Regions from separate parts of the Homo sapiens genome. Here region 1 is linked to region 2. Evidence: chromatin loops called from intact Hi-C (ENCODE). Cell type or tissue: heart left ventricle. All regions are shown on one strand. Each heading gives the region's core, and the rest is flanking DNA. Links, peaks and the distances in the headings are about the cores only. Region 1 has its middle 16 kb from the start of SHH. Region 2 holds the start of NOM1 (nucleolar protein with MIF4G domain 1).

The links. A loop is a pair of places that touch in the nucleus more often than their neighbours do. Peaks named below come from ENCODE experiments on the same cell type or tissue, not always from the same donor. Only the 100,000 strongest peaks of a DNase experiment are listed, where the experiment ranks them.
Region 1: it touches region 2 in a loop (6-fold over the local background); 7 of 110 quality-filtered maps call a loop at or near these places.

The regions. Positions count from the first base shown.
Region 1 is chr7:155,795,470-155,798,361 of GRCh38, reverse strand. No RefSeq gene overlaps it. Among named protein-coding and RNA genes, the nearest start is that of SHH, 16 kb to the left of the region's middle. In heart left ventricle, for the core only: CTCF peaks have their summits at 1,036 and 1,237 (motif pointing left); a DNase peak (open chromatin) is centred at 1,241; H3K27me3 peaks cover 2,420 bases.
Region 2 is chr7:156,948,182-156,951,073 of GRCh38, reverse strand. It overlaps NOM1 (nucleolar protein with MIF4G domain 1), which reads right to left and starts at 1,362. Exons shown (of 11, transcript NM_138400.2): 1 at 350-1,362. The coding sequence starts at 1,336. RefSeq lists silencers at 942-991, 1,272-1,621 and an enhancer at 1,682-2,210. In heart left ventricle, for the core only: a CTCF peak has its summit at 1,438 (motif pointing left); DNase peaks (open chromatin) are centred at 929, 1,363 and 2,251; H3K4me3 peaks cover 2,294 bases; H3K27ac peaks cover 595 bases; H3K27me3 peaks cover 449 bases.

The DNA.
Region 1 (2,892 bases), core at 207-2,706, 1.2 Mb after region 2:
CGTAAGGATTTGCCTCAGAACCCTGCAACCTAAAGCCAGCAAAACAAACCCACTGCCTCTGCGAGGAGCGTCAAGGCCCCCACCCCCTGAGCGTCTGTTCACTCCATGGCTTAGGTCTCAGAATCCCAGCTGAAGGCCTCTGGCCAGAACTCTGCGGCTCTCATGGCCCAGGCGGCCCACCTAGCAGGCAGGCCCCACTGGGCAGGAGCCTCCGCAGAGGAATGGGGCTGTGGAGAGGACAATGTGGTCCCTGCCATTTCAGAAAGAGGATGAGAGCCTCCGCGCAGCCCAGGAAGCCAAGGCACGGTTGAGCCTGCCCGTGTTTACTCCACGGCGCGCCATTCTAATGGCAGCTGTTCTTCTTACTGCTCTGTGAGTGGCAGGGGACGGCGCAATCTTCCCTCCTGTGCCTGGGGCCTCGGAGAGTGGAGTGAGCCTCGGCCCAGTGTCCAGGTTCCTACCTTCCAAAGATTCCGGCTGGGGCACTATCCTGGGCCTGGTTCCCCCAGGGCCAAGCTGCAGAGCGCCGGGCACCACCCGCGAGAGAAGCAGCCACCCACCCCTGGGTGTGCCCAGGAGCCCATCCACAGTTTGGATCTGCACCGAACACCAGCAGACTGCAGCAGGAGGCTCCTTCTGCAGTTCCAACTCGGCTTCCGAGGGATGCAGGCCGGTGCTCTCCTCCTCTCCAGCCCTGGTCAAGCCAGGGCTCCGGTGGTCTTTCAGCCTCCACAGCCTCTGCATGTAAAAGGCACTGGCAGCACAGGGTGGACGTTTGGGGAGTTTACCTACCCACGTCCGGGCTCTCTCCTCTCCCTGCACCTCCATGCTCTCCCCAGAATTGCAGGGTGCTGGGTGCAGGTGGCACCTGCCATTGGACCAGCTCCTGGCTGCTTCTCCAGAAGTGTCCCGGGGCTGGAGGGAGCCGGGGTCCCGGGGCTGGAAGGAGCCGACACTTGGGGCCCGGGGATGGAGGGAGCCGTGGACTTGGGGCCTGGGGCTGAGGGAGCCGTGGACTTGGGGCCCGGGGCTGGAGGGAGCTGGGGTCCCAGGGCTGGAGGGAGCCGTGGACTTGGGGCCTGGGGCCGGGGGGAGCCGGGTCGGGGGCTGGGGGGAGCCGGGGTCCCGGGGCTGGAGGGAGCCTTGGAGTTGGGGCCCGGGGCTGGAGAGAGCGGTGGCTGGAGGGAGCCGTCCCCGCGCTGCCCTGGTGGAGTCCGCGCGCCCTCTGGTGGTCGCCTCGGGGAAACGCCGCGGGGCCGTAGCCGGCGGTCCGACAGCCCAGGTGAGCCCTTAAGGATTCAAGCGTCAGAGTCCCTTCAAACCGAGGGCGGGTGACTACAGGCCACCTCCACCCACGGGAGCGTCAAGGAGGGGCGGCGAGGTGAGCACCAGGGGGTCACGCGCCTTCCTCTCCAGAGGGGTCAGTTCAGCCTCGGGGGGCTGGGGCCGGCCCGGAGAGGCCGCCCTGAGTCCGGGACCCGCAGGAGGCCTCAGCCAAAAACAGAGGCAGGGGCGTGGGAGAGTGAGGGGATGGTGCCGGCCGTCAGCACAAGAGAGGAAAGAAACTGAAAAATCTGGAAATCAGGAAAAGTATTGGCTGAGGGCAGAGGGCAAAGGCCACCTCTGACATCTGACCCTGAAAGCGACCGAGTCCCGAGCGTCCAGAGCTGTCCCGAGGGTTCCACGGGAAACCTCGTCCTGTCACCACGACTCCCTCTGTGCAGATGGAAGAGCGGGTCTCGGAGGGGGCGCAAGGTCTCGCGGGGAGCAGGGAGCGGCACAGACTTGGCCGGGGCCACCCACCCACTGCAGCAGCCCCTTCCCTCCAGCCCATCTTCTCTAGCTCCAGAAGCAGGTCTCAGGCTGAATAAACAGGTGTGCTAGGCGGTGAAGGCCAGGGAGCGCGGAGGAGGGGATGGGACAGCCAGGCCGAGGGGCGCCGAGCCCTGGACAGAGGTGCATGGATAGAAACAGTGTTCGCTCTGAAACAGGGACTGGTGGTGTCCTCTCGTAGTCAAATCCTGGGTGGAAAGCGTTCTAGGACATATGAGAACCCAGGTGAAGAGATGGAGCGTTTCTGCTGACCCTAAGGAACACTCTTCTGGAATCCAGGTTGGTGAAACACAAAGGCTGCCCCATCACTAGCAAGTGCTTAGAGCCCGGGTCCCAGCCCAGGCAGGCGGCAACGCAAGGCCAGCATCAGGAGGACCCAGGGGCCGGGCCAAGGCTGGCCGTCCTGGGATAGGAGACCCTCCCCAGCGCCACAGAAGGCCCCATTCTCTGGGTGGTGACCAGCTGCCCCAGGGATGCCCTGCCTTGAGGTTGGATCTGAAAAACCACCTCTTTCAGCTTTTTCTCCTTTGTCACAAAAAAAGTTTCAGAAATAAAAACCTACTGGAAGATTCCTTATAACATGTACAGAAACCGTGTCAGGCTGAGTGTGCAGTAACCGTGTGGGATGACGGGCCACACACACCCGGGAGTACACCCTCACCGCAGCACCTACACACGTGTGTCACACCAAAGCCAGAGTTTGCCAAGAATATTTACCCTACACCGCAGTATCGTCTCTTTATTCAAGCCGGCGACTAATTGATTTCAGGACCCACTAGTGGGTTGTGGGAGCAATTTTAGAGTCCCTGCTCTGTGTCCAGGGCCACATCAAGAATGAAAGAAGGGAGTACTGAGGGAGCCCCAGCCCTGGATGCCCCTCCCTGGGGAGCACCTGCCCTGAACACCCGGCCAGCCAGGCAGAGTGGGGCAGAGGCGCAGCCCACCCTTCCAGGGCAGGTGAGCCACAGGCACCCCTCCCAAGACCCCTCAGCGAATGTGCCAACCCTGCCAACCTCTCCTCTGGTCGCAGCTCCCTCTCTGTTCTAGACACTGGAAGTT
Region 2 (2,892 bases), core at 84-2,583:
GCACGGCAGATGTCCTCGGATACTCGAAAGAGGCCTTAACAGATGAGGTAGGGTTAACAGGTTTAGAGACCTGGGCTGGTAAACACAGAATGAAGATGCTGCACTGTGGAAATGGCCCTTAAGTCCCCGGGATAAAAATGTCTCTATATTGCTTTTCTCCTAAACTTTACATTATGAAAATTTAAAAACATGAAAGAAGACCGAATAGAGTAACGTACTCGATTTACTCACATTCAGCTGAAACCATTATCAAGACACCAAGTCTGTGTCATTTCTGCCTCACGCCCCATTCCCTGTCCCGTTATTTTGAAGGAAATCCCAGAGGGCCTAGAGAGTGTTCACACGATACCTTATCCGTTATGTCACCGTCCTCCGAGGAATTTTCACTCTTTTCTTCATCTTCTGCAAAACGGACTCTCTTCCCCCTCCTTTTCTCCTGCGCTCCCTTTTCCTTTTCTTCCCCCTGTTCCTCTTCTGTATCCTCGTCGTCGTCCTCGCTCTGCGCTTCTGCTTCCTGCGCCTTCTTTTCCTTTTCTACGTCTCCCTCCTCCTCCTCCTCACTTTCGTCCTGGGAGTCACTCTCTAAGTCACTTTCGGGGAGTGTCTGTCCGGCATCTTCCTCCTCCTCACCACTGCTGTCGTACAAGCCGCTATTTTTCCCAGACTCCAGGGCTCCCAGAATATAGTCAAGACCGTCGCGTGCAAAGCTCAGCGGCACGGAGCTGCTGCCGTCCTTCTTTTTGCGCTTGTTCAAACCGAGGCAACGCTCCAGCTTTCGGATCTCTCGGTCCTCCTCCTCGTTCGCCGCTAAAAGCGCCCGTTTCCGGGCAGCGGCGGTGGCGGCTGCGGAGGGTCTGGTCTTTGCGGTGGCGGCCGTGGCCTTGGCCTTGACCCGGGACGGCCGCGGCTTCCTGGGAGGCGAGGGGTCCCGACTAGGGGCTGGGCGGGCGCGCTCCTCCGTGTCCTGCCGGTGACCGCTGGCTTCTTCGGCTCCGCTTCGGCCTCCCAGGCCGGGACCCTGTTCGGGGCCCGCCGTCCTCTGCAGCCGGCGTGCTTTCCGCAGGTGCCGCTTCTCCTTCCTCAGTTCCTTACGGCTTTTTCTCCCTCCCGGGCGAAAGCTCACCGGGGCGCCGCGCCCCTCGCAACCCCCGGGAGCCTCGCCTTCCGAAGTCGCGTGCACGAACTCCTCCACCGCTAGCTTCAGCCTCTTCAGGGCCTTCTCCCCACCGCCAGCAGGACCGCGGCGCGGCCCGCGCCCGCCTCTGCGCTTCATGCGGACCACGCGTCCCTGGGAGCCGCCCGGGCCGGCCTCTCCCGCGCTCCTGGACGCCGCCATCTTTCGAAACGCGTGGACGCACGACTTCCGGCCGAGGCGGGACTTCCGGGGAAGAGGCGGCTGCGCGGGGCGGGCGGGCGGCGCCCCCTGCTGGCCGGAGGGCGACAGCGTGCAGAGCTGCGCGGAGCCGGGTGCGGGGGCAGCCGGGCAGGTGGCGCCCGGGGCAGGCGCGCCCGCGGGTGGGCGCCGCGTGGACGTCAGGCTCGCGATGAGCATGGAGGTGCCTTCACATTTAAAAGGGAAATCCGGCCGGGCGCGGTGGCTCACGCCTGTAATCCCAGCACTTTGGGAGGCCGAGACGGGTGGATCACCTGAAGTCAGGAGTTCGAGACCAGCCTGGCCAACCTGGTGAAACCCACCCACCCCCCTACAAAAATTAGCTGAGCGTGGGGGCACGCGCCTGTAATCCCAGCTACTCGGAGGCTGAGGCAGGAGAATCGCTTGAACCACGGAGGCGGAGGTTGCAGTGAGCCGAAATGGCGCCATTGCACTCCAGCCTGGGCGACAGAGCGAGACTCCAAAGGGAAATCCTCGCGTATGATGGAGGGGAGACTCCGCGCGGGTCGGCGCGGTGCCGGAGGTTGGCGGCGGCGACGACGCTGGGATGCGCGGGCCCCAGGTTCGTGTCCGCCCAGGACCCAGGAATGCGACCTTATTTGGAAATAGGGCCTTTGCAGATGTGGTCGAGAGGAGCCCTCGTGGGTTAGGACTGGCCCCAGAGCCAGCGTTCTCCTGAGAAGCAGGCTCTGGATACGGACCAGGGAGACGCCTGTGGCCCCCAGGCGGCCGAGGACCCCTGAGGAGCCGGCCCTGCCCAGGCTGGGTTTGGACGCTGGGCCCCGAGGGCAGAGCGTTTGAGGTTCCTCTTTACTGGGTAACTTGAACCGGGAAGCGAACGCAGAGGCCGCGCAGTTTGCGTCTGGATTTTTGGGAAGCCCGGAGGCGCAGGAGCAGCCTCGCCTAGCAGTGAGCTGGGGGAAGACGGGGCTGCTGCTGTGGGGTTCTCGGCCTGACCAGGGGCCGCTTCTCTTCCCGGACAGCTTCAGAAGCTTCATTTCCACAGAGTTCCCACCCTTGACTTAATTTAATTTAATTTAATTTTTTTTCTTTTTTTTTTCTTGAGACCGAGTCTCACTCTGTTGCCCAGGCCGGAGTGCAATGGCGGACCAAAGTGCTGGGATTACAGGCAAGCCACCGCGCCCGGCCCGTCCTTGACTTTAAAATGATTTAATTTTTGTCAACTTGTCAGCTCAAAATGGCATCTTGTCATTTAGTTCCTGATGAGAGTGGGTGTCTTTGTTCACTGGCCATTTGTATTTCCTCCTCTGTTTATGGCCTTTGTCCATTTTCCTTATAGGTTTTACGAATTTTTTTAAATATAAAATTTATTTAATATAAATTTAAAGTAGAGACAGGGTCTCCCTGTGTTGTCCAGGCAGGTCTCAAACTCCTAAGCTCAAATCCTAAAGTATTGGGATTACAGGTGTGAGCCACCACACCCGGCAAGGAATTCTTTACAAATAAAAAATTTTGAATAATCCTCTGTATCTCCTATG